Linked DNA regions of Mus musculus: regions 2, 3, 4, 5 and 6 are each linked to region 1. The links are chromatin loops, found by intact Hi-C in ENCODE. Cell type or tissue: left cerebral cortex. All regions are shown on one strand. Region 1 has its middle 83 kb from the start of Gm51759. Region 2 has its middle 63 kb from the start of Gm40603. Region 3 overlaps Hivep2 (human immunodeficiency virus type I enhancer binding protein 2). Region 4 overlaps Hivep2 (human immunodeficiency virus type I enhancer binding protein 2). Region 5 has its middle 34 kb from the start of Pex3. Region 6 holds the start of Hivep2 (human immunodeficiency virus type I enhancer binding protein 2).

Region 1 (5,000 bases):
ACACCTGGCTTAGGTCAGTATTCCTGAGTGTGACACATTCCTGTTCCCGCGATGCAAGAAACTCAAAGGACCAGAGCCTGTCATCTACTTGTTCATCACCATCCCAGGGCTTAGTATAATGCCTGAAATAAAAGAGGTTCTCCACAAATACTTATTAAATTACCAATTTTTAAAAAAAGAATATCACATTGTGGCTTGTATTGTAAAGGAAATGAACAGGATCCTGGGAAAGAAAAGAAATAAGAGGAGACACAGGAATGCCATGGAGGGAGGGACACAGGAAAGCCATGGAAAGATGGGACTCAGGAATGCCATAGCTAAGAAAAGTATCTTTGTGAGGAGCTAGGAGGAGAATTCTAGAAAAAGTAACAAGTCCAAATGTACTGTGTGAAGAGATGCTTGCTGTGTGATGGTCATTGGTGTCCCCACATATCCTGCGGTGCCACCATTGCTGCTTGCTGCTTTTCCTTGTCTTTCCCATTTCATCTGTGTCCCTACAAGGCAGTGCCTGGTTGTTCTCAGTTGGACTATCTCTCCAGCCGAACACCTCCTGTAAGCAGGAGTGTTGAAATGTAGGCGCACAGGAAGTGGTTCCTCAAACACTCCCACTTGCCAAGGGACCTGGCAAGCTGCCATGTCATCACTCCAGGGTTCCCACGCATCTCTCCTTGCTTCAACTCCTCGAGATTTCATGTTCCTTCCTGGGGACAGCTTGCGATTTCCAGAACATGTTCTTGTGTTTAAAGGAAGAGGTTGGGTTTTGGGATCATAAAACTCACTTCTTGTGAGAGATTTTTATATTCTGTCTCCATCCATTGAGACCATAACTCTTTAGAAATGGTGACATGTTTGCAGAGGAGATCTGTATTTATCTTCTAGCAATACATAAAGCGGACTTCTCTCTGTTTTATGTTTGGGACCATGTGGAGCGTAGAAGCATTTACCTGTGACTAGAAAAACAGGAAAGAGCACAGGCTTTGGACTCTTGCGAGAGGTAATTAAGTGGTCAGGAAACAGATGTGCCCAACTAGAGAGTGAGACACTTCAGCCTCCATGATGCTATTTCCAAAATTGTCCCCTCCCACCATCTGTCTTTGCAGATTTGCGGTTTCCTAGCCGTGCTGGGGAACATAGTGAGTGATGGCTCTGCCATTCTCCCATAACCAGTGAGAAATAAAGGAACAAGAAAGGCTCTTCATAAGAGCTCTGGCTTCATTGTCACACATGCGTGAATCCAGGGTGCATTTTTCAGGTTGGGAAATACAATTCTTTGTGGGGCAGGTAACATGATTACATCGCACAATCTCTTCTACTGGAAGGCTGCATCAGTTCCCTGTGTTCTCAGTGAGAACTCGAAGGATGCTCTTGAGATCAGGGGTTCTAGTCCCAGGGATAGCCTTTTGTGCTGGCCTCAGCATCCTTGCATATTAAAAAAAAAAAAGGCCTTAGGCCTGGTGTTCAGCTCTCAAACATTCCACGAATCGCTTTAACAAGCACAGACTTGCGGGTGCTCTTCTGGCACTCCCAGAGAGGAATTTTCCCTGTTGGGGTTGTGTTTGGGGAGTGCTGTTTGGTGTTGCTATATCAGTAGCGCATATCTAGTGCACATATCTCACTGTGGCAGATCCAGATGGGATTACTTTTATTATATTGTTAAAGGAAAATATGTGTACACATATCTACGCAAACACATAGGCACACAAAACCGACCCTTGAGTACCACTAGACCGATGCGGTGGAACATCTTGCTCACCTGAAACAGTCCAGAGTCACAATAACTAATGACAATTAGGCTGCAGGTAGAACTAGATGATAGCCTGCTGTCTAACTTCAGCTCTTTCCTCACCGAGGAACTGAGGAAAGCCATGGTCAGACCCAGCTGGGCAGATAGTTCCCTCATGATGCTGCTCTTTCTCTTCCCAGAACAGGACAGGACCTTTGCAGTACTCTGGACCAGTGTACAAGTGACGTTCTTTAAAGACTGATTTGGAGAATTTGCTAGTGTCATCTATGATTTCACAGCATCACACATTAAAGTTCAGCGTCTTCATCAGCCGTCTTTATATAACTCGTGCTATTTCGAGTTCTACTTGCGAATGCACAGACTCAGGCAAACGCAAGACTGTGGAGAGCCTGGCTTGTCTCCAGGGCCCACTCTCCAATGTGGAATCACTGCCACTTGCCTGTTACAAAATACCTTCTTTTCCTCTCCACACAGCTATGGAAAGGCTTTCCGAGACCACCCTGACTGTTGGAGAGAAAAGGACATCTGAACTGAGTGCTGTCTTGAGAATTATCCCCACTGTGTGGAAACCATTACCCCAGGGGTACATCCTGAGCCTCAGCGGCCAATGATCCCAGAAAGATAGCAGCTAGAAGCAAAACCACGAACTTGGTTCACAGAGATTTCTTGGTGCACTGTCACTCTCCCTTGTTGCATGTATATCACACCATACTCTGGGTTGTGGAGAGATTTGTCTTCCTTAGCGGTAAGCACTCCGTGATTCACTCTTTACCAAGAACTAAGGAAGAGGAAGTTCAGCAAATCCTCCCCTTTAGGAGTTGGCCCAGGATTATGTAAGTGGGTTGAGAGGAATAGTAGAAACAGATGATTTTAATTCACCTCATCTGTTCAGTACCTGCAGCGCAGATGCGGTGTTTGTGAGCATTGCAGCATCTGTTTCATTATACTGTTACCACATCCCTAGACTCTTTCGGCGCATTAGCCATCTTCAAATTGTCTTTCTGAAACATATGTATGCATTTATATATTCCCTCTGCGATGCCTTATTGAATATGATCAGGCAAAATACACCCATTTCTGTGAAATGGTAGAAGCTACTGCGTGTTTCTTTTTAAAACATCGAAAGACATCCTATAATTTTCTTCAATGGGTCTCCATGCCCTTTCCTTGAAAATGTGTGATGTCATTCATTATCCTTACCATCTCCATTACTTTTATTATGATGAGAGTTTAATGCAGGCGATAGGCATCATCTGTCTAAGGTACATATAGCTCTACATAATCTAGCCCAAAGGGTTCCTTTTTAGCTCTGAAAAGGAAATTGTCGTTTTAGCACATGCTATGTAGAATCTTGTTGAGATGCAGCACAAAGGGAACCCTATTAAATCAGGAACCAGCATGCACACTCTGCAGAGGCCCCTCGGTGGAGGCTCATTGGATGATTTCTGCCCTCTCAGGCCACCTCCCCATCTACAGTGTTCTGTGGGACACTGTAGGACAGCATCAGTGCTTGGTGGGACAGCCGACAATCAGAGCGGTGTCATAATGACCACTGCTATGCTCTGTGGGCTATTCTTGCCTTAACATTTCTTAACTCTTAGAATACTTCCTGGTCCTCTACCTCCTCTGCCTATAAAGAGTGAAAGGGGCCCTCTCATGAGACCACCTATTCCTTCCGTTCCCACCCAGTAGAATAGTATTTACAGTGAGCCTAATTTTTCTTATGCCTTTCCAGACCGGACTACTGGACTTCAGAGAGATAGAGAATGAGCCTATATTTATGGGCTTTTAAAGAATTATTTATTTATTTTATTTTTATGAGTACACTGTAGCTCCCTTCATGCATGCCAGAAGAGGATATCGGATCCCATTACAGATGGTTGTGAGCCACCATGTGGTTGCCGGGAATTGAACTCAAGACCTCTAGAAGAGCAGTCAGTGCCTTTAACCACTGAGCCATCTCTCTAGCCCATCTCCTAAGTCCATGGAGTAATGTTGTTTATTCCACAGTGAAGGGACAAGCATGTGAGTAAATGAATGTAGAGAATTTTAAATAGTGTTTCAGTATATCATTTTAAGAGAGCACTTATTAAATAGTAGAGACTCAATAAGTACTGCATTTTGATAATTCAACGAGTCATATATTTTTGATGAGCCGAAGTCATCTTCCCTGCATCTGGGTAAAGTATTCAGTAACAGACAAGAAGAACTCAGTCTCTGTTTAGATGAAAATAAAATATAGCACTTTGTCCTATATTTTAACCTGAAAATTGTTATTAATTTATCCATAACTTGCTTTGAGAAGTGCACAAATGTTCAGCGATTCCTCTGTATTTGAAAGCTCCAAGAATGACATCAAAGTATATTTTTAACACTGTAACATAGAAAAAGTTGGCTGTCTGCTATGGCCCCTGCTGAGGGTCTCTCTCCTGACTGGGATCAGGAACAAACACTGTCTTTGTGTCATCCAGGTTGACAGGGAGGCTGCAGCGGACTCTCACCTTGTCCGAGACCTCTAGCCAAATGCCTTCCCTGTTTCTTCTCCCTGTGCTCTCTGCAGAGGAGCTAACTTCAAAATTGCATCAGCCGGCTCGGCTCACTGTTATTTCAAAGTGATGCTCACACGTGAGAAAGAAGCCTGTGGCAAGCCTTTCAAAGTACTAAAACTGTGACTCACTGCCAGACAGAAAAAAAAAGTCTTCTTTGCACACACACACACACACACACACACACACACACACACACAAGCCATAACACGCTACTGCTAAAATTAAAATTAATTTTTTTCTCAAAACAGGCCATCCATGGCTACACATCAGTAATAACATTACAACTTAAACCTTAACAAAAAGAGTCTAATTTTCCAGTGGATTCGGGGAAGAACATTAGATAATACTTAATAGCAGGAGCAAAACAGAGATGTTCCCTGAAAAGTGATTTAACTGGGTGATGTCATGGAGTTATGAGGGAAGGGTAGTCTGGCTTTCTTGGCAATGTGAGCTTCAAATGAAGTTTGGAAGTAATTTAAAAAAAAATGTTGTTCCACAAAAATGTATCAGTCATATAATTCAGAAAAGCCGTGACTTTGCACTTAGGAAAGACTGTCTCCTCTCTCTACTTCATCTCCAGAGCTGATTCTGTCACTTAAATAGAAACCACAGGCCTTGCTTGACACATGCTACTCCGACTCTCACTTCCTGTTTCATAACAAACTACTCCCCCTCCCTTCTGGGAGCTTGCAATCTGTCCCAGAAGC
Region 2 (5,000 bases), 180 kb before region 1:
AAGGGATCAAGATCATGATGAAGTTGAACCATGGGTCACCACGTTGGTATCTACAGAGGACTGGAATTCCTTGGTGAGGAAATCCTGTGTTTTGTTGGTCAAAAGTATCAGCCCATTGTCATATAAAACAAAATAGGTTTTACTTTTATAGTCTCTGTCTATTTATCATTTGCACAGAAAAAAATATAACCTTGAATAAAAAACTAAGATAAATGTGATCGGATGCTTATACTTAGGAATCAGAGTTAAAGTCCCACAGAAAACCTGGATGTTATTCTTATAACTTGTATATAAAATTTAAATTATTTAAATGATCAGGTTAGCATATTGAGAATATAGATTTGGCATAGACACTGCAAAATACAATAATTTAGTGCTCAAATTTGAACATTATTTCATGGCAAAGAGTGGGTGAATAACATTTACTTTGCATGATTAAGAACCCTTAAAATCTTAGAATGGATCAATGCATATTAAAATACTCAAAAGGATAAATTGGTCTTTGATGCACACACAAAGAGAAACAAAACGCATTAACAATATTTACCCTTGAGCTTTCTTCTTCCTGATAGCATTAATTCTCTTATTTCGATGTTTCTTTTTGTGATTCTATAATTAGTAATTACTAGTTTCAATATTTAGTCCTTGGGTTTCTCCTTTTCCCCAGTCACAGGAAAGAAAAAGAGAATGAGGAGAGAGGCCAGAAAGACAGAAAACAAGAAGAAGAGAAAGGAAGAGGAGGAGATTGGGAGAGCCTCAGAGAGAGAGAACTAAAAGGGCTGAGATTTGGTATGCAAGCTGTTGACTGAGGCCAGCAGGAAAGTTCCTGGGCTTGTACAGTATCAACTAATGGCCCTCAGGCCTGTTATCACCCAGCTGTCTAAAAGGCAATATCACTGTTCTGCTCTCTAGACTTTCTAATTAAAGTGTCACTGAGCTCTGAGGTGGCAACTAATCAGACAGAAAGCCATATGATGCACCTACACAAAACCAGAATGATGTCACTGCCACAAGGAGCACAACCCCGTGGTGTAAACGTGAAGAATGAATACAGACTTGATGTGAGATGTAAGAGGTGAACTGTGCAGATCCCCCTAACAGTTCAGCCAAGTAAACGGGGGTTAGACCATTTACCAGAGCGCCATGAGCCTCGTAGTTTCCTTTCCTGAGAAGATTTTCTCTGTTGAACAGCACTGAGGAGCTGGAATTAAACCCTTTCTCCATTATCCTCTCTTCCTGGCATTTACTCAAAAGACACACAAAGAGCTTTCCTCCTCCAGGCCTTGGTCTCTAACTCCTGTAGATTTACACCCCACACCTGGTGCTGCTAAACATTGAAAGTGCTTTGTGTTGCCATTAACAAAACCACGTGTGCACCTGGGAGTCACGGTGGGAGTGAGAACTTCATTTGATTTAATTACTTAGCCGAGAGTGATAGATCCAAGTACCTGGTCTTAAGGGATCTTTATAATGTATGGTTGAGAAGTGTCTGGAAGAATTCAGTGATGAGCATTGTGCCCAAGTAGCCCAGGACACCTGTTTGGAAGATGTTTTCCAGGCTGCATGGGTGGAGGTTGAGGAGCATTGCACCTCGGCTTTCATTCCCCTCATTCACTTGTTGGCTCATTGGAGTCACAGTTTCAAGAGTTCATGCCTCATAAAAATTATTTTTGCTGTCACAGCTCGCAGGCTAAGTCAGGACCCAACACCTCTTTAGTGTCAGCTAAGCCAAGTACGTAGGGGAAATAACAATTTACTCCTGAGTTAAGGAGTCATATCTGGAAATATTCCAATTTAAAAGCCAACTCTCTGCCAAGCCTCGGTATCTTCAGAGCTTCTGAAATAGATCTTGGGGTGTTAGGAAAACAGCAGAGCATTTGGTTTCCTCTGCCCCTCAATCCAATGGCAGGTCAACTCAGTCACTCTGTGGCCCTGAGCAAATCTTTCACCCCACCCCCAAGAGTATCTTCTCAAACTCTGTGAGATAGGATTAGTACCAATTACACTTTAGGGTATTAGGAATGACAACATTGTACATAATAATACCAAGCAAGAGGGAGGGCTGTTAAAGGGGAGAGGAAAGGAAGGGAGAGGGAGGAAGGGAGGGAGGAACAGAGAGAAGAGAGTGACAGAGACAGACAGAGAGACAGAGAGATAGACAGAGGGAGAGAAAGAACCTTGAGGCCAAGAAACTAGTGGGATAGTCTCAGGGAAATGCCCACAGGGAAATACCTTTAGCCTGAAATAGGGAAGCCAAGTTCAAGAATGAGGTAAGAGGACAGAGATCTCTGCTCACGTGCAGAGAACATATTTGCCACTGCATTCCCATCTTGTCCTACTCAGACACTCGACAGGCTGGGTCATGTTCACCTGAATTGGCGGAGGCAATCTTTTTCACCTAGCCTTCACGTGAAAATGATGATTTCTTCCAGAAGCATTTATGTATATTTCCATAAAAGACACTTTCTTTCTCAGTTATCTGTGAAGCCTTTAGCCCAGTGACTCACACAGTCACCAGACACTGGGAAATTCCACCCCACATTCTCTTCAGAGGCCCTTGCCTTCTGCCTCTGAGCACTCTGAAGCAGACGCCTGAACCCTGAGTGCTTCTCCCTTCCATTCTAAAGATTTTACATTGTTAACAGAAATGGGTGACAGCTGAGAGTCACTGGCATTTTATTTTGGCTTACGGCACTTTGTTTCATCTTCTTCATTTAGATTCTTTTTCTATTTTTCTAGTTTTAAATTATCTCAGGGCACAACCAACCACGAGGAGTTGACATATCTCAGACGCCATATGGTTTGTTCTAAAGCCCTTGCTAGAGTTCCCACCGTTGTTAAGGCATTAAGAAAGTTGCCACGTTTAGAACTGATTTATAGGTAGTTTTCTAGAGAACAACCTATACTAAAGCCTCATTTTCATATACGGCGATGTTATAAAACACCTTGAAAACAAGCTACTCTGCTCACTATTCCAGGTTATCATCCATCATTACGGGAGAGCCACAGAAGCAAGATCATGAGGCAGCTAGTCATATGGCAACCAGTTGATATCAAAGAGAAATGAAAACACGTGCAGTCATGTATATGTTCATTCCCTTGCTCACCTCAATGCTACCTTTACGCAGTTCCGAATCCAGCCCACGAAATGGTGCTGCCCACATTCACAATGACCGGTTACACCTGAATTAGTCCCATGAAAACTAATCCTACACAGGCATTCCCATAGACCAGTTAAACCCAGACAGTTCCTCACTGAGACTCTCTTCCCAGGTGTTTCTAGGTTGTGTCAATATAACAAAGTATAAAATATTTACAGCTACTTCTTGAAAGGGTTGTCAACTCCTGGCAAGCAATAGACTAAAACAAGGAAATGATTTTTTTTTCCACCATGCAAAAACTCAGCAAATGCCAGCACAGAATGATAGTTAAAAGTATGGATTTGGGGACCAGTAGTTGAGTCCCAGTTTTGGTAATTATAAGATATTCATCTCTTTAATAATGCTGCCTGTAGGGAAAAAAAAAACAACTACTGAATTAGATCAACTTGTATGCTTTAAAGATGTTTTAACACCAGACTGGAAATCAGAGAATGTGTTACACTGGGGAAGAGGTTTTGCCTATATTCCCACGGGTGATGAAAGATTATGGGTTCCATCAAAATTGATAAAGATCAGACCTGAGTAAGAGAAGCTTGCACAGGAAAGGAATGACTCAGGGAAGAGATGCATAAAGACAGCAATGCAGACAATGCAGAAAGCTGACCCTCCCCAGCCCCCACGTGGAGACAGCTCAACAAACCAGACCAGATGATTGTTCACCAAACTGGCACATTGGAAAGCCTTGATGCTGAAATCGACATTTGCTGAAGGACAGATGATCAGGGCAACAGTTATGAAGGATCAGGACATCAACTGATCTGCGTAAGGACTGTTACAATTGTGGGATTGCTAATAGTTTTTGCTGTAATAGTTAATTGGTGTGTGCTTTTTAGCTTAAACAGAAAGGGGGAATATGTAGAGAAACTTTAATCCAGCAACATGGCTGCTCTGGCAAGGGATCACATCCAAAGATATGATCTGGCTGGAATGCAGGCACACCACACAGCTTTAATCCCTCTGACTGGAATACACTCTGGCTAGAATACAGATGTGTCCTTAGTACACACCTTTAATCCCAATCAACAACATCAAATTGAAGGGAAGACAAAAGGATCAGAGAAAGATTTGACAGAGTGAATCAGAGATAGGATACACCCAGCTCTCATGAGAAGAGCCAGAAAGGAGAGGCTACTTAAAGAACAGTGAGGGAAAGGGAGAGAACGAGAGTTCAGTCCTGTTCAGTGCAGCTCAGTTCATGGAGCTCAGAAGCCATCTTTCCAGTGTGAATCAGTTAGCTTGAAGGGGAGTATGAGACAGAGCTGGGTTGAACCAGCCTGCCAAAGTTCAGAAGAGACTAAACCATTCTAGACCTAGGTTAGCAGACAGAGGTTGGAATCTAAAGCCTTCAAGCTCCAGGCTTGGAGAAGATTAGATTGTCAGAGGCTAGAAGCTTCCAGGCCTAGGCCTAGTGATAGATCCAAGAAGGAAAAACTCTGGGCTCAGCCCAAGACAAGAATTCATAAAGCTTGGGTATGGCTTTCATCTCATTCCTTCTTCTGAGGAAATAAAAGTGATATTTACAATTAAAACTGCTGTATAGTTTGTTAAATATATAAATTAGTAGACATTTAGTAAGCATTTACAACATTGCCTGGTACATAGAAAGTGCTATATTCAAACATCAGGAAGCATACTGGATATTTTTTCTTAGCACTCTAACTAAACACCTATCAAGAAGCAACTTAAGTGAGGGAAAAACTTACTTTGGCCTATGGTTTGAAGGAATACAGTCTGTCATGGCCAGAAACAGATGATAACTATAGCATTAGGCACCTGGTTCCATTTCTAGCAGCAGAAAGCAGAAAGCCAATCCTAGCACAAGGCAGGCTTTCTCACTTT
Region 3 (5,000 bases), 72 kb after region 1:
GTTTGCAGAAGCCATGAGCATCTGATGTAGCAGACCAGAGCAGGATAGGAGACAATGGTAGGAGCTTGGTAAGGCAAGGGAGAGGGATTGGTCCTTAGGAGCTTGGTACAGGCAAGGGGAAGATAGGTCCTTATGACACACTTGTACTCAGAGAACAAAAATCTGAAAAGTGGATATTTCATCAGATGAACCCTGTGGAGCTCCCAAGAATGCACTGCTAACCCTCAAATTCCTAGACCTCTGCCTGCATACTCCCAAAGGCTGATAAGGAAATTCCACTAATGATCAAGAGGACACTCTTTCCTGGTGGAGTCTTCCCAATGGTGTATAATTGGATTTAATCATTTACTTAGAGTATTATTTTGTAAACTTTACAGTGATTGGTGGACTTGCAGTGTGCCCTAAAATCAAACTTTTACATCTTTCCTCCCAGGAACTTCTCAGTAAGCTGGATCATGCTAAGGGAGAAGGGTATTTAAAGAGCAGTATCCTTATTTCTTTAGATATACAGATGTTTATGTTTCCTCTCTCTATCAAACTTCAAATGAGGCATTAAAGACACATAAATACTCTCCTAATAAACAGATATTTGAAGACCCTGACTATCAATACTTCTGTCAAAAGAGCACAGCTTAATATTGTGGGCTACAACTGAGATAGGTATATGTCTCCCTACCGGATTATCACAATTCATACCTGGCTTTAATTGTCTGTTCTCATGTGTCAGGACAGATTACTTGATATTAACATTAAATGTGAAAATGCTAGAAATGAAGTGGGTTGATGAGGGGCTGTCTACAAGCTACCTTAGACAGATCCGACATGCAACATGAAGATTTTCACCGGATTACAGAATAATAGAAATAAAAGTCGAGCAACCGTAAGTGAAACATTTCTGTGTAAATCAGCCTCTTAAAACGGATATTGGAAAACGACAGGTTATCTCAAGGCAGGTCTTTGCTGGATGAGATTAACTCTTGAGGTCTGAGAGTAAGACTTGCCTCCAATGCTGATAAATACACAGAACAGAAGCTATCAAGTCTCTATGTATAATTAATGCAGCTGTGGATGGAGGGGGCCCACCAGGGAGTCTGTGGATCTCTACATTATTTATACGCTTGAAAGTGACCATGGCCACATATTTTCTTCTCAGTAGCTTCCCTTGCTTATCCACTGACTCTCACATATTGCCTTCCTGAAGAATCTCAATATTGTTGCAAATATTATCTAGCCCACATAAATTTCCAACATGAAGTAATAGCCATCCAGGCACTTCTAAGCCACTTCCTTCAGAGACAACCTGCCTGGCCCTCAGTCTGTAGCTCTTAATTAGTCATAAAAGGAGTCTCAGAGTCTCACATACATCCTTTGATCCTGGACAGGAAGGAGGAAATATATCTCAGGGGGGTTATATTTGCACAAACAAAATACTCTTTATGGTTGGTGAAAGTGAGTTACAAAATAATACTCAGAATCCTAAGTAGCAGGAAGTTTCCCTGAAACCTTTCCCTCTCCAAACAGCAGCAGCAGCTGCAAAAGCCAAGCTCATACCTTTCGTTTTGAAGGCAAAATTACATAACTTGCATACATAAGGCCGAACATCAGTATGAGTGCGTATGTGTTTTTTGAGCATACTTGGCTTCTTACAGCGAATTCCACACTCTTCACAAATATACTTTCCCCGTCCACGTCCTCTGACATACACATAATCTTCATTGGATTTGTACCTATTTGAAGAAGAGGCAGACCACTGTGATTTTAAATACTCTTAGCATGTGATATACCAAACCAAAAGCTAGTCATTGCCTGATGTCAATTTCTATGAGGGTCTTTTCCAATTATTCACCCTGACTTCTACGAACCCTGGGAAGTTTATATAGCAAACACTTGAGACAATCTATGTAACAGAATTATTGCTGTATGCAAAACTTTATTCTATGTGGAATAACAGATTTACTGATGGAATATACAAATGTCCCAATAGGTTAACCTAAGTCCGGAGAGATACAGACCTGGACCTCCCACTTGTGGGCATAGTATAGCATCCAGTCAAAGAGCATCACTAAATGCATACCAACATTTTAGAATAACCATGCTTCGTGCATAATCTGTTAACATGACATCATCTATAATATACGTATGGAGACATTTTCAGAAATAATCCTAACTGAGAATAGAAATCTTCCTTGCAAGTTTCTACTCTATTTTTACAACCCTGGTACATGTGTGCCTCTGAAATTTCAACTTAGCCAAGGCTAAGCTCTGCTCCCCAACTGTTGTCTACAGATGTGATCTGTTCTTCCCAGGACCATGAAACTGTACTCATGTGAAGTTTAAATTTCAACTGGCTTCTTGAAAGCAGCGTTGCATAATGAGAACTAGAGATTCTGGGATGAAATTAGTGTTTGTTTCCTGAAAGATTGGTCTGAAAGTGTACCTGAGGCCATCTACTGTCATGAACTGGAGATGAAAGTCTTGATAGAAGAGGAGATACCAACCCATTGCTCTGTAATCTCATTTTGCTTAGAAACCGACAGCACATGATAAATCACATAGATTTTGATTATCACACAGTAGACCTATACTGCACAACTGAATAAATAGTACAATCCCTTACATCACTGCAGGGCATATGACATAGTTCCCATGTCATTGTGGCAAAAAAGGATTTCTGAAGGTTCTTTGTATAGCTTCCAAAGGTTGGCTAACATGCAAAAATCTTTGTTCACTGTGGAATTCCTAGTGGTATTTAGACCTAGAGCTTTGTTTTGTTTTATGTTTTTTTCCCATTCTAAGAGGCTTCTGACTATGCCCATCTCTAGCTAATACCCCCAAGCAGACACAAAAGCGAATTCAAATTCAATTGTCCAATTTGTAGAAGGCTTTTCAAGATGAAACATCCCTCCATGTGTTGGAATATCAACTCTGCTACGGATAAAGCTTCATCTCAGCATGTTGGGCATTTTGGTCGGTACTAATCAAAGGGGAAGATGAGAACCATCAATTTTACATGCCATTTCCCCTTTCATAAAACACCCCAACTATGGCTTGGCCTTAAAACTTGTTTTCTTCTCATGTTTGCATTTTATAATAAATCAGAACACATCCTCAAGACGCAAAATCATCCTTCTACATTCAATTTCACTCTCTGTTCCTAAGAAGGATGAAATTGCTTAAGGGGATATGATGATTTTACAAAAAGCCAATATTCTTCAGGAAAGGTTACTCTAGCTTTATCAATACTGAGTTGTACTGGCTGGTTTTGGGCATTAACTTGATACAAGCCAGAGTTATGTCAAAGTAGGGAATTGCAACTGAGAAAATATCTCCATAAGGTTTAGCTATAAGGCATTTTCTTAATAACTGGTAGATGGGAGAGAGAGCCCAGCCCATCGTGGGTGGGGTCATCCCTGGGCAGAAGGTTCTGAGTTCTATAAGAAAGCAGGTTGAACAAGCCATGAGGAACAAGCCAGTAAGCAGCATCCCTCCATGGCCTCTTCATTGGCTTCAGTCTCTGGGTTCCAGCTCTGTTTGAGTTGCTTTCCTGACTTCCTTTGGTAATGAACAGCAATGTTGAAGTGTAAGATGAATAACCAATTTCAATTTCCTCCACAACTTTTTTTTTCCAGTCATGTTGCAGCAATATAAATCCTAACAAAGACCAGTTGGTTCAAGCATAGTGGAATATTGCTGTGACATACCTGACCATGTTGTGGGGACAATTGTGGAAGGACTTTGGAATTTTTGGTTAGAAGGGTCACTAGATGTTAAGAGTTCTGTGGGATGTTCTATAGGAGCTTAGGAGATGCAAGGCAAAGGATGGAGACCTGGCTTAGGAAATTTCAGAGGGGGTTTGAAGACTCTATTAGAACCATTTGCTATCTCGAATTAAGGTTCTGTAGTTCTGGTAGCTGGGGATGAAAAAGCAGCTGTGATTAAAAGATACTAGAATTACTAAATCAAAACTTTGCTTTGTTTGGATACTTGATGCTGGTCAGCTTGAGCTAAGAAATTAGCAGTGATTAAGGAGAGACCAGTATCACTGAGATGAAATCTTCTGGGTAGTGTTTCCTGAGAGCACAAGTGCTCCAGAAGTGGCCAAGGTTGTACCTAGTGCTGGCAGCCAAACTTGGTAATGAGTACGAGTTACCAAGGTAGTACTGGTTTTGAAGCCATGAAAGGGTCATGGAGAACCACCAAGGCCATGTGAGAAGCCAGGAGAAGCCATTGGTGAAAGTGTAGTATAGAAAGAATATCTTATGTCTGTATGCATGTGGCACCACTCAATAGAACTGATGGGCTATGGCTTAGGCAGGAATTAGGAGGTGGAACATCTAGAAGGAAAGAGAATTCTGAGACAGAGCCAGACACAGTAAGATTGGCCCAGGAAGACATGAGGAGAAGAACTCATCATGCCTGATCGAAGGTAACCAGCCACACCGCAGAATGTAGGTTCAAATAAATGGGCTATCTTAAGTTATAATTCTAGTCAGAGAGGAGCCTAGCTATATGTCCACAGTATTTGTAAATATATTTTGAGTCTGTGTCTTATTTCTGGGAACATGGGCCTGAGAGGAAGAACCAGGACATAACGTCTACAGTGCAGGCCAGTTGCAGCAAGGGACCCAAGCCCTTTGGAGCAACCTAGAAGATTGTGAGTGGATCCCAGACACTGGCTGATTGGAATTTGGGTTTGTCTTGATTTTATTATGCCTGTGCCCTGATTTTCCCTCTTGAAGTAAGAAAGTATTTTACTGTAGCCCACAGTTGAGAGACTTTGAATTTTAAAAGACTTTAAATTTTAAAAGGACATTGGCTGTTTTAAAGGGACTGTAATTTTAATGTGTTTGAGCTTGTTTGTAAAGACTGTAGGACTTTTAAACTTATGTTTTTAAATGTGAGATCTTGGGGATGAATAAGAAAGGAAGGGTGGTGGCTTAATAGTGACTGTGTGTCAAGTTGACATGAGGTCAGTTGTTCTGGCTGGTTGTGTCTGTCAA
Region 4 (5,000 bases), 150 kb after region 1:
GACACATGACTTTCGCATTTAATGTATGCTCATCTTCTGTTAGTCTCCTTGTCTCTTTCCCTGATCCCATTTCACTTGCTAAAAATACAGCATTCTTATCGCGCAACTAATTGTGCTAATTCTCTTTAAGCCCCCCAGAATAATATCTCTAAAGGTGATGAAGCAGTGATTAAATAGAAGGTAAGTATTTTTTTTTTAAAGATTTATTTATTTATTATATGTAAGTACACTGTAGCTGTCTTCAGACACACCAGAAGAGGGAGTCAGATCTCATTACAGATGGTTGTGAGCCACCATGTGGTTGCTGGGATTTGAACTCTGGACCTTCGGAAGAGCAGTCGGGTGCTCTTACACACTGAGCCATCTCACCAGCCCCCGAAGGTAAGTATTTTTAAGTCCTATCGTAAATAAAAAAGGTTTAATTTTCTTGACAAACCTGACATCAAACTATTCATAAACACAAGTTCCAAAACGAAACCCTATCAGCCATTTTATTTTCCCCTTCTGAAGAACCATGTAGCTCATTTAAAACAAGAATGGATGGCTCAGACAGCTTAGCACAAAGTATTTTCCTTTCTTTTCCTTATCTGGTGCCTCCTGATTCTTCTGTTATTTAGGTTTGGACTCAAAAGACAAGGAAAGCAGAGTGTAAATGACCTGAAGCAATAATAAGACAACCAGGCCTGGTGACATCGGCCTATAGTCTCAGCACCCACAAGGTAGAGGCAGGAAGATGAGGAGTTTAAGGCCAGCCTCGGCTACGTCTCAAGTTTGAGACCAACCTGAGCAACATGAGATCCTCGTACAATAAAAATGTTTTAAACTTATTTTTTGTACTGAAGACAGTCTGGGATTTTGCTGCGCATGCTAATTATAACCTTATGTCATTCTCCCTGATTTAGTGTCTACTATGTAGATACTTGAAAATAATCGTACATTTCAGATAGCCTAAGTGGTCCATACATCCAGACTCTATATTGAGAGGTAAGAGGTCAACACGCAAAAAGGAAAGAAAGCAGGTCAACTACCTCTATGAGAGGGAGTACCGAAGGACCGAGGCTGGCTCTGTGTTGACTTGAAAAGCTACTTTATGTGTCAAGTTGTGTGAAAGTACGAAATACAAGTGACATGTTTCTCTGCTTTACTGAAGAAACACATAGAGAAAGGCAGATATTTCATCTGAACCATGTTTCCTGAAAGACTGCAAGATGTCTACAAATTTTCTTCCCTGGAGTTCAAAATAGCACGCTGAGTGGGAGTGAATACTTTGAGACAGAAAGAAAAAAAGGAGAGAAAGGAAAGAGGGAGGGAGGGTGAGAGAAGGAGGAGGAGAAGGAGGAGGAGAAGGAGAAGGAACTAAGGAAAGCAGATCATACTGTCTAGTACTTGGTGTGAGCTGTCTGCAAGAGGCTATTTGAAAGATGTGAATGATTTGTGTGAAATAATAGTTTGAGTCATTCACACAGAGTTCATATGACTTCATACAGAATCTCCTGGTCACATCTAGTGTGTGTGTGTGTGTGTGTGTGTGTGTGTGTGTGTGTGTGTGTGTGTGTGTGTAAAAGTGGTCCCTGGCTGTCTTTCTCCCTTATACTCTGAGACAGCATATCTCTGAACTTGGAGCATGCTACTTTGATAGTCTAGAAAGACTAAACTAACTGCATCATAGGTACAGGAGAGGTAAGCAGTTCTCGATCATAGCCAGATACTTTCCTAACAGAAGGGCTGCTGAAGATGTCTATGGTCTTGGCAGGGCTTTCTAAAACACCGTCAACACGGGAGTTTTTAAAATTAAAATGGTGTTTCTGTATCCTGTAGGTCTGAAATGAGGCCCCCAAGATGAGGGCCGAAGTCTGAGAAGCAAGATTCTAGTTAATAGCCAGTCAACTACAAATGCGTGCTAAGTACCAGATTTTCCATTAGTCACTGAAGGAAGTCTATGATATGAACACTGAACAGTGCTTCTCTCTCTCTCTCTCTCTCTCTCTCTCTCTCTCTCTCTCTCCCTCCCTCCCTCCTACCTCTCATACATACACAGAAAGAGGAAGACAGAGAGACAGAGATAGACAGAGAGAGTGTATGTGTGTGTTTTTAAAAGTGGGTGCTCAATGCTAACATGTGTGCTAAGGATCCTAAGAATGATAACTGCTGAGACTAGGGAGAGTTCAGTCTAGCAAGCATCAGCTGCCAATGGCTTCAGATATGCTGAGGATACAGGCACTAGGGTAGAATGGGAAGCAGACAGAAATGAAGGAGAAGGGCTCCCAGGGCAAGCAAGAAGGTAGAGTTAGCCAACTAGGGCACACCTGCTTTGAGTCATAGATTCCCATCACTGGAGACTTCCAGCCAGAATTCACTGTTAACCAGGGAAGGCAAACCTCAGCTCTGCCTAATAGTTTCAGGTCTGAGAGTTACAAGCCTATGCTGAGGACTGGATAGCTTGCCTAAGGCCTGTGCAAGTAACCTCTACTGGCAACAGTAACAGTGTTAGGAATGTAGCTGTAAGCCTGGGAGCAAAACCTATCCATTCCTTTTCTAAACAGGGATACCAGTGTATACACAATGTCTCTGGTCAACATTTGTCTTTAATGGCAACAAATTTAACAGCATTAGGCAACAACTTTTTAACTGTGGCATAATTAATAATTTTCTGTTAGTGTCTGAATATTACTTTGGTTGCAAAAATAAATGTCTCTTCTCCTGTAAAGTACTTTGGGATGGCACATACCCACACAACACCCTCAACGACAGCACCCTTCTTCCTTTTCCTCCCACACTGGCTGACAATAGGAAGCAACATACCCAGATACAGAATGAAATCATAAATGAATTATACCTTGGGTTTCTTTGAACTGCCTCTGAGACATTTTCCTGCTAGCCCACATTAGGGTGTATATATTGCACAATGAATTCAGTGGTAGAGCAAGAGGGAGCTGAAAAGATCTATCAAAGTAAAACTTGCCCAGTGAGACTACTCTGAAGAAGGTACCTCGGGGCTGTGGGGGCCTAACTGCCACCAGTTAATGCAAGAGAAGCAATTGGGAAAGGACTACTAGGATCCGACACACCAGCATCCCTAGGTCAGGTTAGCTACCTCCCCATTCTACTTCCATTGGCCATAGAACAAGCAGACGCTATCGCCGCAATAAAACACTGAGAACTGGGCTTGGAATGCCACCGGGTACTGTGCTTCATACCAACATTCACTGGCTTACTGTGTCAGCTGACCCAGCGGGAGATGCACCTGTTCTAGCAAACTCCGCTGTGCTACCTGTCCCCACAAGAGAGATCAGAACTTAGGCAACACGTGATCCTGTCATTTCAAAACCCGGAGGTTTGAACATCACAAGATACCTATTATGACACTGGTACAAGGTAGGGCCCTGGAACTCAGCTTTCTCTAGTGGATTATCTCCCTCCACCAGTCCCACTAAGGCCCAGACATTCACGCACTCACTGATGGTAAGAAAGTGTTGTCAGGGTAAGGCTTCTAAATGAAATCTAACTTATGAACAGTTGTAGAACGTAAGATTACTGTACAAACAGGTGATCCCTGGTAAGACCACGGAGCCTGCCTTCTACAAACCTTTCCACTTTCTACTCAGAACCCTCAGAGCCCTTCCTGGTACCCTCCCTTAACTAAGTCATGTGAGCAAGTCAACTTCAACGATCTCATTTTGCTAAACCCACAACAGCAAAAGCAAAACCAAAGTAGTTTCACTGGAGGTGACCAGACAAACAAACAAAACCAAAAATCAAACCCCACCGTGAGCTCTTGTAAAAAGAATTTAAGAGGAAAAACAAAACCAAACATGACATCTTGAGGCTGTATAAACTTGAAAAAAGAAATCGCTGTCATGGAGGTGGGGCTTTGCTAGAACAGTCTCCCCTATGTGGGAAATATCATTACCAAATCTAGTGAGATACACAGCAAGTGACTCTTGCTATGTAAATCAGGACAAGACAGAATTCTGAGGCAGTTTCTGTTTGAATTGCACTGGCACTTCTCAATAGAGACCATCTGTAATAACTCTCCCTCACTGAACACCCATGAAGGATGCACAGCTTTGGGCTCGTCCTGGAACGTACAGAACCATTCCATACTCCTTGGTGGCTAGCTACCACTGTAATCTTCCGTGTTCAGGTATCCCCTACATTTAGAACTGCCCCAGGGGACCACCAGAAGTCAAGAGGTTCTATGTGCAATAGCATGGCTTCTAACAACGAGCTTGGAGCTGTGGTTGAAACAGGGTTCAGGTGAGTAAGACTTCCCTTGCCAGACTGATGTCTTTGGGAATCCTGCTGCCAGGCCTAGACTAAAACAAGGTCAACAGTGCATCCCCCAGAGGAAGCTGTTCAGCTGGCTGAGTTGGTTTCCCTGAACCAGGCCTAGAAAACCCTTCTGACTAACAATAGACCTGGCAAGGAGCTGTTTGTTGTCTTCCTCCACGCAGAGGGGTGGATCTTCCTCCCAAGTGACAGGCGGGGTACAAACCTGCCTCCAGCAGACACCAGAAGAAAGCACAGCTAAGCCTAGCAGTCAAGGACAGCCCCTTGTGGGTCAAAGGCAGAGTCTCGGCCTCAGGACTAGGGCTATGGAAATGTATACTGCAGACAGGACATCCCTCCTGGCACTCACTGTGAGTGAAGCCCAGGCCACAGCAACAACAACCTGGCCAGAGGACAGCCTGCACTGCACATCAAAGCCAGAGGCCCTGGGAGGCTGGCCTGCAGCCAAAGATGCTGGGAGCCTCTTGGGGAGTGCACTGCCTGGGACAATAGGGAAGGGACCTGGTAGAATCTATGAATTCCAAGCACTGGGGAGGTCTTCTCAGAGATCCTGCCCTCTCCTGTCAGAGCCGTGATTTAATCTCTTTGAAGAAATAAAAAAGGAAAAGAATATACATTCTCCAACTTCTCTGTTTGAAAGACAGACACCACAATGCAAGCTGAAAGCACTCTGGTCCCTATAGCCTGCAGCCAGTGTCCAAAACAATAGA
Region 5 (5,000 bases), 620 kb after region 1:
TTTGAACAGATCTATAGAGCCAAGTTCTGCTATGAGGATTCCTAAACATAGGCAGAGACACGAGAAGAAACAAAATCAGAGAGATCACAGAACCCTAACTCAGGGTCAGACAAGTCAGTGCTCATATTGCATGCATGTTGGGAAATTTTTTTAAGAAAATAGCCTTGTTCTAAGAAAGTTTGAAAATAATTATTCGGGGGTCAGTCTTTGAGACTTTGAACGGGTGAGCATCAATAGAACCAAATGATTCTTAGGGCATCTACTACGCAATGTTCACTGTCCTAGTTGCTGGGTAAATCAAAAACCACCTAGATTCACCATGAGTTCAGGGCGGGACAGAAGCGAGAATAATCCTGAGTTACTAATCACTCTGAAACCACGCGTATATGCAGCTCCTAGGGGCTGTCTATGATCATTCGCTGAAGCAAGGGCTAATCACACTTGCCAGCTAAGACCCAAAGCTCTGCAGACAGGAATCTGTTCCCCTTTCCCCCACTTCTTTCTACAATTAACTTGCCACTATCAATCGTGGTGAACCCAACCATGCACACAACCTGACCTGGGACCTAGCTGCTTTGAGCTCAGAGCAAGATGAGATGGTGCATAAGGTCAAGAAAATGAATAGTTTACGTCACAGTAGAAGGAGGGGTTTCATATACCTGTTCATGGCCATACACTATGCTGAATTCAATGCTAACACAGCGTGTTAGTGTAACTCCTCTGATTTTATATATGATAGGCTGGAGAGGAGCATCTGAGCCTGCTTTGCTTGTATGGGGAGGAGAGGTGGGAAAACACAGTGTTGGACGGGAGGAGGGGATTGGTGGAGCCCCACAGGCCAGGAGTTGGGTGGGGGTGAGGCAAAAGCCACAGCTGATGGCCAAGCCAGAAGTCCTCACTTAACACTCAGAACTAGAGTGTTTTAAAATCTGAATTTTTAATTCCTCCACTGTCTCCACTTACAGCCACAGAGCTTTAGCAAGCTCTCTGGCAAGGACATTGCGCTGAAGAGTATTTGAGGGAAGGAACCCTTCATCATCTCCCCAAGGGCTGAAATAACCCAAATGTGAGGATTTGCATCACTCTCCCTGCTATGCAAATCAGAGAGAAGCCTGCTGGGTGCCCTTGTTTATTTTGGTAAATGTGTGGGCAGTTGAAGGGAAAGGGGCTGTTTAAAATGTATGTGAAACTTTTAGTTTCAAGATGTTAAACTCTGCAAGAAGCAACTTAGATTCCTCGGGAATAAAATAAAACCTTACTTCAGAACTATGTAAGGCATAAACATACTTATGCTCTTTAAGGTTTTATTTTAGGTATATAGGAGTTTTGCCTGCACATATGCCTGTGTGCCGCATGTGTGCCCAGTGTCCAAAGAATGGAGGAGAGTGTTATCTAATCCCCTGGAACCACAGTTAAAGGTCACACTGAGCCACACTGCGTGTACTGGGAATTGCTCTTCGAATCTCCAGAAAAAGCAGGCAGACCTCTTAAGTCCCGAGCTATCTCTCTGGTCCCATATTTAAACGCTTTAAGGCCATGTTGTTAGCAGTTTGAACAAGGATTGGGAACATTTTCTTCCAAATGTATAAGATAATATGCCTCACCTGAAGGGAGAATATGTACACTCCTGTGTTAAGCATGCTAGCCCTCAAATATCATAATTCTAGGTCCTGCCTCTCTTGTCCCTTCTAAGCGTGTCCATGACTTCTGTTCATCTAATCTCAATGCTTCAACCAACCCTGGCTTCAGGATATAGAATATATCTGGAGTTTGCCTCCTGTCTCTGAGATTTCCCTCACTGTATCTTAGTTCCTGATGATTGCTCCTTAAACTTTTCCTTGTTTCCCATTAGTTGAACTACTCACTATTAATGCAAATTGGAATGACAAAAAAATGCCATTGAGAGGCACAACTGCTTCTCCTATACATAGCATCACATAATTGAATTACACGAACTTTGAATAACAAGTTGTTATTGATATTAGTTAATTTTCTGTTGCTGTGATGAAACACCACAAACAGAAGACATTTACAGAGGGGAAAATCTATTTGGACTTACAGTTCCAGGAAACAAGGGTTCACTGTGGCTAGGAGGCATAGCACCAGCAGGGGTGGCGGCTGTTACAGAAAGCTCACATCCTCAGATGAGTAGGAGCAACTGGAAATGGTGGGAATCTTTAAACTCTCAATGCTTGCCAGCAGTGACTTACTGCCTCCAACAAAACCACTCCTCCTATACATGCCCAAACAGCACCAATGGGCACTAAGTGGTCGAATTCCTGAGACAATAGGGCAGATGCTCGTTCAGAGCACCACTGTAGGGAAAAACAAACAAAATAATAGGTGATAAATCTATTTTTTAAAAAATGAGACTGGGGAGATGGCACAGCAGTTAGGAGCACTGGCTTCTCTTCTAGGGGTCCTTTATTTCATATCTGGTATCCATATGATGGCTCAAACTGCTTGTAAGTCCAGCTCTAGGGGACTGGAGGAACTCTTTTGGCCTCCATAGATACCAAACATACATGTGGTGCACAGACATACAACATATGCTGGCCAAACAACCATACACATAAATTGCAATAATATATTTTAATTTAAAAAATAACAGAATGCATATGACTAGAAATGTATTCAACCAGATCTAAAACTATTGTTAGTTAGGTTTCTGCACTTAAAACATCCGGTATTGTCCATGTGATGAAACAAGTAGAGAGCCATGGGACGAAACAAGCTTCTTCAAGGAGGCACAAGTACATATGGAAGGTTAGTGTGTGTATGACAGAATTGTATATTAAATTTCCAAGCCAAAATGGGGGAAACAATGTGGCCAGTGGAAAAAATAAATGAAATCTGCATCTTAACCAAATACAAGAATAAACTCCAAGTGGATAAAAGTCTAGACCTAATAACCATTTAGTGCTTATAACTACCAGAAGAAAATAAGGGTGAATTACTCTTTAATCTTGATATGGAGAGCCCAAAACATCTAGAAAAAAATATGAAAGACTGAAAACTAGAGTTCCATAAAATTGAAAAGACCATGTACAAAAATCAAAAGACAATTGACACATGAGGAAAAATATTTGTAATATATACCACAGGCAAGGGATTTTGAGCCTTAATACTTAAAGAACTCATGAGATAGCACAGACCAAATTATCAAGCACAGGACCTAAATAGGTGTGCATCACCAGGTCTTCTGCATATATATATTAGGTCTTCTGCATATATATTAGGTCTTCTGCATATATATTAGGTCTTCTGCACATATATTAGAGCTTTTAGCTTAGTGTTCACCAAACAATTCACCAAAGGCCATAATAGGGAACTAATGATTTATTGTAGGTGCAAGGACAGAAGATTAAATGTTGACTGGGTTTATCTATACAAATGTTCAAAAACTTCAATGCTAACTTAGTCACGAGAATTATAGTTTTCAATTTTCAAGGAACCTATAGAGCTAGTGACAGAAAATAATTATCTACTTAGACACCTATTCTTGATGGAAATACATGCAAACCTCCCTGTTGTAAATTTCTTATTCAATTTATGATTTAAATTTATGTTTGAACTTTTAGTGGACATTTGTTTAAAAAAAGGGGGGGGTGCTTGGAAAGACCATATGATCTATTCTTCTAGAAAAGGTACAAACTACGATTAAATTAGGGCAGAAGAAAAGAGCAAGACTAGGAGAGGGAGGAGGAGGAAGAGCAGAATAGAGTAACTTAGAAATTAAGAGAACATATAGTCTAATAGGTTTTTCAACTTTACTTTTCCTTGGAAATGAAGATTAGAATCCTTTTTTAAAGTGTCTCCCTTTTTTTCTCTTCCTAAAAAAACTTTCCTGAGAGACTTTCAGAGGCTGACAAGGAGTTTAAAAAACTCTCAGTCTGAGGATCCTATGCAAGGCATTCCTGCAGAGAAAAGGACAAAAGAACCTCGTTACATAATTCTCTGCTGTTATACAAAGAGTATCAGTGATTCCAGAGACTGCACATTCTGGCCTCAGAGTAACTTAAAGATAGGTAAACCTTTCTTATCAGAACTCTGGAGCTGGCCTCCAGCAGGTGGGAAAAAAAGGAGGAGGAGAGGGAGAGAAACTATAATCAGGATGTTTTATGAGAAAATAATCTATTTTCAATAAAGGTGGAAAAACAGAATTTGTGAACAACCAAAATCAGTAGAAAAATAAAAATAATCATGCAAAAATAATTTTAATATATTTCACTTATGCATTCTATATTTATAAAATGTTTATACATTTTAAAGTATGCATAATATTTCGTGAAATAAGTAAGCACAAACCAAGACTGCCGCTCTTCTCACCTATCAGATAAAATTAGTTTGAAGTACAATACAATTTTAGTGGCAGAGCTAAAGAGAGGCAGGTACATGCACAAAAAGCTAGAAGAGATGACGGCAGATTGTCAGAATCCTTTCTGAGAGGGATGTGGTAGTGACTACCAAAACGGTCCACACACTCACCTTTCACGGGAGCAATCTCACCTCCAGGAACCCCTTTCAAAGATACATTTCCAAAATTACATATGCAACTTATTCTTTGCAGAATTAGTTGGAAACAGCTCAGGTATTCATGAGAGCAGATGAATAAACTCTACCTCATACAGACGTACAGTCAGTCAAGTGTTAGGCAGCTGTGACTAACCAGTGATAAGGATTGTATGACATACACTTAAGTGGGATACGATGCTAAGCAGAAAAAACTTGAACACATCCACAAAATGGTGCCTTTTCTGGGGGGCTAAAAGGGGAAATAAGAAACTACACACATAGTTGCGTGATATGAGAAGGTAAATAGAAGAAGAATGACCTGGTCACTGAGGAGATGGGTTAGATGCAGGAGTGTGTAGGAGTGAGTTGGGGGACGGTGGGGAAATGAGTGCACCATAGGGTAGGTTGTGAGGGAGCACAGTCGGTGAATCCTTTCCAATGGACTCTCTTCTAGGATTCTGGCTTTGCACAGCTGTCACAGCTGA
Region 6 (5,000 bases), 250 kb after region 1:
GCAGCCGCAGCGGTGGCCCGGCGGTGCGCGCCGGTGCACGTCCCTCATTAGTAACCAGGCACATTCCTGCCTCCAGCGCTCCCGCGCGGCCCCCTCCCCCCAGGACATTACGCAAAGCAGCCTCCCCTCATCTGCATAGAACCTCGGCCAGGGTATTCCCCGCATTTCCTAATGCGCCCGACCCCCCCCCCCTTGCTTAGGTCTCCCCCATCCCCGCCTCCTCCGACCCTTACCCCTGGGCCACCAGGAAAGCGGCCGGGGGCGCGCGCCGCGAAGGGGGCGATGGAGTTGGGCGAAGGCGATTTCAGGGTAAAGTGAAACAAGCTCGATCTCTGGTGCAGGCAGGAAAAACACAGAACCGAGGCCACTTACCGAGCCGAGAAGGGACCTAGATTCCCGCCGCTCTGCTCTGCCAGCGGCCGGTGCGCCCTCCACGCACCCCAGGGCTGCACCCAGTACCCAAGAGTCGAAGCGTGGAGGGAGGCTGCTACCCAGCCAGAGGACCTTTCAAGTTGCTCGGGCTCCGGGCAAGCTTCAATGTCCAAGACTCAACTTGGCAAATACTTGTGCCACAGTCACCGAAGATGTCTTTTTTTTTTTTTCTTTTTCCTTTTTCTTTCTCTTTTTGCGGAGACCCTCCTCCACCGGGGAGAGACAGCGCACGGCGGCGCCCCGCTCTCCAGCTCTCCACCCCCTCACCTCCAGCCCGCCTCCCGCCGGCCGCCAGCCTCCCGGCCGCGAGCCCCTCGGGCGGCTGTCAGCTCCCGGCAGTCCGGGTGACAGCGGCCGAAGGAGGGCGCGACGCGGCGGGCGGTGGGGGGGATCCTCGCAGCCGCGGCGGCCGCTCACCTGTAAAGTCACCGCAGCGCAGGAGGAGGAAGAGGAGAGAGAGGAGGAGGGGAGGAAAGCCCCCCGGTGCCCTTGTTCTTGCTGCGGCGGCTGCTCCTCGCCCAGGCTGAGCGTGTCTGGTGGGGGGTGTCTGGTAGCATTTCCTTAAGGACAGAGGGAGGGCGGGCGTGGAGGGAGGGAGGAGGGAGGGAGGCGATCCCCACCGCCAGCCCAGGCTCCTCTTGTCTTTATTTATATATTTATTTATTTTCGGACACTGTTAGGAGATGGAGCCAGGGCGGGGGCCAGGGCCGCTAGGCTGGGGCTTGAGCCGCAGGACCCGGGCCGCAGTTTGTCGGCGTGCGGGAGCCGCAGCGGCCACCTCCCCTCCGGGCTGTGGACGCACCGGGTTATTCCTGGCAGCGCCTCCCCGAACAGAAGTTACTAGGAGGAGTGCGCGGCGAGGGCGGGCGGGGGAGAGGGGAGGGAGGGAGGAAGAGGGAGAGACTCAGCCAGCGACGTCATCGGATCCCCCAGCGCGTCCCTGGGAGGGAGGCTGAACCAGAAAAACCAGTCTGGAGCAGGCCAGCGGGGCGAAGGATGTGCGACCCGGACTGGCCCTGATGCGGGCGCGCGGGGAGGGAAGGTCGCGGTCGCGCTCTCTTGCCTCGGAGCCGAGATCTCCGCTGAGAGCGGGTATCGGCTTGCCACGCAGAAACACTGGCGAGTCTGGAGCGGTCTGAGAATTTCCTACTAGGGTGTGGAAACCTCCTTCGCGCCCATTCCCTTCCCTCTCTAGCCCCCTTTCCCACGTACTGGTTCCTTGTGATCTGTGGGATCCTTACATTTTGCCCGCGTACCAAGGATTTCTCGCCTCTTCACCCTCCAGCTGCACTCACGATTTTGTTAACAATTCGGGTGGTGGTGGGGAATTATGTTGCAGCCCCTGGAGCTCACAGTGTGTTTCACTAGCATTTTCCGTGCCGGGGCGGAAGCACGAAGTTTTCACGAGCTCGAAACGCCCCAATTGCTTTCCCCGGGGTCACTCCCCAGGGCGCCCCGGGTGCACCCTGCTCAGGAAGCCGCCCGCCCTCGTCTGGGTATTCAAATAGGCTAGGGCAGCGGTGCGGGGAGCAGCTGCCGGCTTCCTGGGGGGCCGAGCGGGGGAAAGGGGGCGAGCTGCCACCTCCAGCTGCGCGCTTCTGGTTCTCTGCTAGGGACTGAAATCACACCCAGCCCTGGGAGAGCTGGGCGGGGCTGGGGGAGGGGAAGGGAATCCCAAGCGAGTAGGGGCCGGGACTCTGGCTTCCTCCCCAGCCCGGCAACACCCGGGGGACACCGGGGCTCCCTCGGGCCGTTACCCAGCGTGTGTGGACTCGTGTGCACCCTCAAGGGAGGTTCCCAAGAGGTCGCTGCGCTGGAGCGCAGACACTGGCTTCTGGGCGGTGCCGGCGCCCGGAGCGCCTCCTCCGGGTGGGCTCTCCACGGAGCTCGACCGCGCGCCGCCCACTCTTTGGATTCGAGCGTTCAGGAGCTCCCGGGGCCGTAGCACCCTCTCCCCACCCGCCTGTCCGCGCCGCCGCCCTGCCCGGGGCGGAGTAAACAAGAGACGCACAAGATTTGACCTGGCGCGACCCGGCTTTCTGGCCGGGGTTCCCCCGGAGCAGGTGACTCCGTGGGAGGGGTGGAAATTAGCCTCTGGAATTCCGGGCCTGAGACTTGAACTCTGGTTCTGCTTTAAGGCAGATAATAACTAAGATGTTTTAGGTTTCCATTCACAGTTTTCACAGTTACCGAATGTCAAGACATTAAAAAAAAAAATCGCTACCCTTCTCATTACAAGTGAATATATTAAAAAGGAAGGGCCGCCTCTTTAATGAGTTGGAGAAAAACGCCTTTGGTTTCGTTTTGGTTTTGGTTTTGGTTTTGACCTATAAACAGTATTATGAGAGTCCCCATGTTGTGACAGCATTGCTGTGAAGAGCAACTCTACAAAATGCACTTTTAGTCGCTTTTGGAAGAAGAAAAGTTGGAGATATGCAATAAACTTAATTCTGTGTGTGTGTGTGTGTGTGTGTGTGTGTGTGTGTGTGTGTGTGTGTGTGTGTGTGTGTTTAAATGGATCTCAAACTCGGCCTGCTTCCATTTAAGCAACCTCTCCTTTCATTGTGTAAGTTCCTTGATATTCAGCTGCCCGTTGCCTTAAACTAGAAAGCCTTAATAGAAAAAAAAAATCTACCAAGCATCATTTTAAGTTACATCTTTTAAAATCCAAATGTGATTTTTAAAAAGTTCCACCCCCACACTCTCCCTCTTTCTCCCACTTTCATGTCCACACGCTAAAAGTCCGTTTTATTTAATTGCTTAATAGAGAAGATTACTCCGTTTCTTTAAGAATCCAATTTCTTTTCAGCAAACACAACAGAGCAGCTGCCCAAGCACTCAGAAATTGAGCAAACAGAGAGAGTAGCAGGCAGCTTTGCTTTGGTGAAGTGAATATTAGTTGAAAACTTAACCACATTTTAAAAGGCTAAAGAAAGTAGGATATTGTGACTATATGCAGGTAAATGAGTCATTGAAATACATACTTTTAAAGGGAGGCAATTTATAAACAGTTAAGAAGTTCTCTGATCCTACAATGGAAGGACCACTGGAAACATTGTCTCTAATCAATCTTCGACATTTTTTCAATGATTGCTTTGTCTGAAATTTTTCAAGCTTCAAGGAAGAAACTGTGGACTGAATTGTTGAAGGGACAACTGTTGAAAACATGTATCAATGCTAATACCAGCTAACAGGTGACCCTGTGGGAAGGGCAGAAGTTAGCCTCCGGAATTCCTGGCCCAAGAACTGAACCATAGTTCTCCTTTAAGGCAGGCAAACCACCAATAACTATGGAATGTCAACTGGGACAACGTTCACTACCTTTCTATACATCAATCACTGCTTTCTCTCTAATAGGCCCAAGATTTGTCTCTTGCAAGCCACTGTGCACAAAGTGTAAACCAGTACTAGCCATTCCAAAGCCAGATGCCCAGTGGGACATTGGGCTCCTGTCTCCCCCCTCCTCATCTTCATCTTCCCCACACGTCTCACCTGCCTGGCCTGCTGTTTCAGCTTCTCTTGGAAAGGTGTACCACTGATCTAAGCAAATCTCTCTTATAATTCATATTGTATATCTATATTCCCAAGCACACTGCTCACAATCTGGATATTTGATTGCTTATAAGATGGGTAGTATAATAAGTGAAAAATTCTCCCTCCAAAGCTAAAGATGACGTTGGTTAGAAAACTGCATACTACTACCCCCAAGAAAAACCCCATGGGAAGTGAGGCTAAATAAGTCACAGGAAATCCAGCTGGATCACCTCTGTGGAGCATCAGCACCGACCAGTTCCACCCCATCACTCACCCTGTTCTCAGCATTTCTCAGTTTCAAAGGACAGAAGATTTTGGCACTCTGCATTGTGAGGTATTACGATACTAAAATACAAATGATTCTGGGTACACTTACAGTTTTTCACCCTGTGGCAAGAAGAAAAATTGCTATCACTAAAAACACATGTATCGAGTGTATGCTATATACTTCAGACACACCAGTGAGCAAATGAGGGAACCATGAATCAAGGAGTTTGATTTCTAGTCAGAAGAAAGAGAGAAGAAGCAGGGTATGTAATAAATATGAGAATCATCTGACTGTATAGGACTTTGAAAGGTGAAGACACTCAGAGAGGAAGGAGAAAAGGCAAGGTAGATTAATCATGTAGGTGGAGGGCTGCGTAGTCCTGTTACTATGTCAACCACTCAGGTCAGAGAGACATGGCAAGAGAATCTTGCTACCTGGGATTAATGGAATCATTTAGCATTGCAAGTATCTGGAGGAGAAGGATTTTCAGGAAATAGAAAAGACTAACCTAAGGCCTCCAGCCCCAGAATGTGTGTAGACCCCAAGGGGAGAAGGGTAGGCACGGGGTGCCTGAGAAAACAAAGTGAAATGGGCACTCCAGGCTACCATAAGGATCCCTCCCACTCTAGGACAAGTTTGAAGACAGGCAAGTTTTATACCACCCAGTCCCCCTCTAAACCTGAGACTGTGTTTCTAGCAGATAACACAGTTAACCATTACTGCAGTCTAGTGCTTAAGACCTACTTCAACAGGTCACACAATCTGA

What was found. Hi-C counts contacts between places; a loop is a spot of excess contacts. Peaks named below come from ENCODE experiments on the same cell type or tissue, not always from the same donor. Only the 100,000 strongest peaks of a DNase experiment are listed, where the experiment ranks them.
Region 2: a loop joins it to region 1, with 4 times the contacts of the local background. A loop is called at or near these places in 12 of 42 quality-filtered maps.
Region 3: a loop joins it to region 1, with 2.7 times the contacts of the local background. A loop is called at or near these places in 2 of 42 quality-filtered maps.
Region 4: a loop joins it to region 1, with 11 times the contacts of the local background. A loop is called at or near these places in 3 of 42 quality-filtered maps.
Region 5: a loop joins it to region 1, with 6 times the contacts of the local background. A loop is called at or near these places in 2 of 42 quality-filtered maps.
Region 6: a loop joins it to region 1, with 5 times the contacts of the local background. A loop is called at or near these places in 12 of 42 quality-filtered maps.

The regions. Positions count from the first base shown.
Region 1 is chr10:14,207,753-14,212,752 of GRCm38, reverse strand. No RefSeq gene overlaps it. Among named protein-coding and RNA genes, the nearest start is that of Gm51759, 83 kb to the right of the region's middle. In left cerebral cortex, no CTCF peak of the experiment used is centred here; DNase peaks (open chromatin) are centred at 2,104, 2,527, 4,359, 4,946 and 3 more places; H3K27ac peaks cover 4,819 bases.
Region 2 is chr10:14,383,285-14,388,284 of GRCm38, reverse strand. No RefSeq gene overlaps it. Among named protein-coding and RNA genes, the nearest start is that of Gm40603, 63 kb to the right of the region's middle. In left cerebral cortex, no CTCF peak of the experiment used is centred here; a DNase peak (open chromatin) is centred at 2,515.
Region 3 is chr10:14,136,112-14,141,111 of GRCm38, reverse strand. It overlaps Hivep2 (human immunodeficiency virus type I enhancer binding protein 2), which reads right to left. Exons shown (of 9, transcript NM_010437.2): 6 at 1,552-1,727. Among named protein-coding and RNA genes, the nearest start is that of Gm51759, 11 kb to the right of the region's middle. In left cerebral cortex, no CTCF peak of the experiment used is centred here; a DNase peak (open chromatin) is centred at 2,250; H3K27ac peaks cover 814 bases.
Region 4 is chr10:14,056,761-14,061,760 of GRCm38, reverse strand. The region is part of intron 1 of Hivep2 (human immunodeficiency virus type I enhancer binding protein 2); the gene reads right to left. Among named protein-coding and RNA genes, the nearest start is that of Gm51759, 68 kb to the left of the region's middle. In left cerebral cortex, no CTCF peak of the experiment used is centred here; DNase peaks (open chromatin) are centred at 2,324, 2,786, 4,446, 4,701 and 1 more place; H3K27ac peaks cover 4,246 bases.
Region 5 is chr10:13,584,179-13,589,178 of GRCm38, reverse strand. No RefSeq gene overlaps it. Among named protein-coding and RNA genes, the nearest start is that of Pex3, 34 kb to the right of the region's middle. In left cerebral cortex, a CTCF peak has its summit at 2,079; DNase peaks (open chromatin) are centred at 1,090 and 2,141; H3K27ac peaks cover 2,185 bases.
Region 6 is chr10:13,962,070-13,967,069 of GRCm38, reverse strand. It overlaps Hivep2 (human immunodeficiency virus type I enhancer binding protein 2), which reads right to left and starts at 691. Exons shown (of 9, transcript NM_010437.2): 1 at 373-691. In left cerebral cortex, CTCF peaks have their summits at 760, 2,238 and 4,343; DNase peaks (open chromatin) are centred at 651, 1,319, 2,077, 2,314 and 1 more place; H3K4me3 peaks cover 2,856 bases; H3K27ac peaks cover 2,844 bases.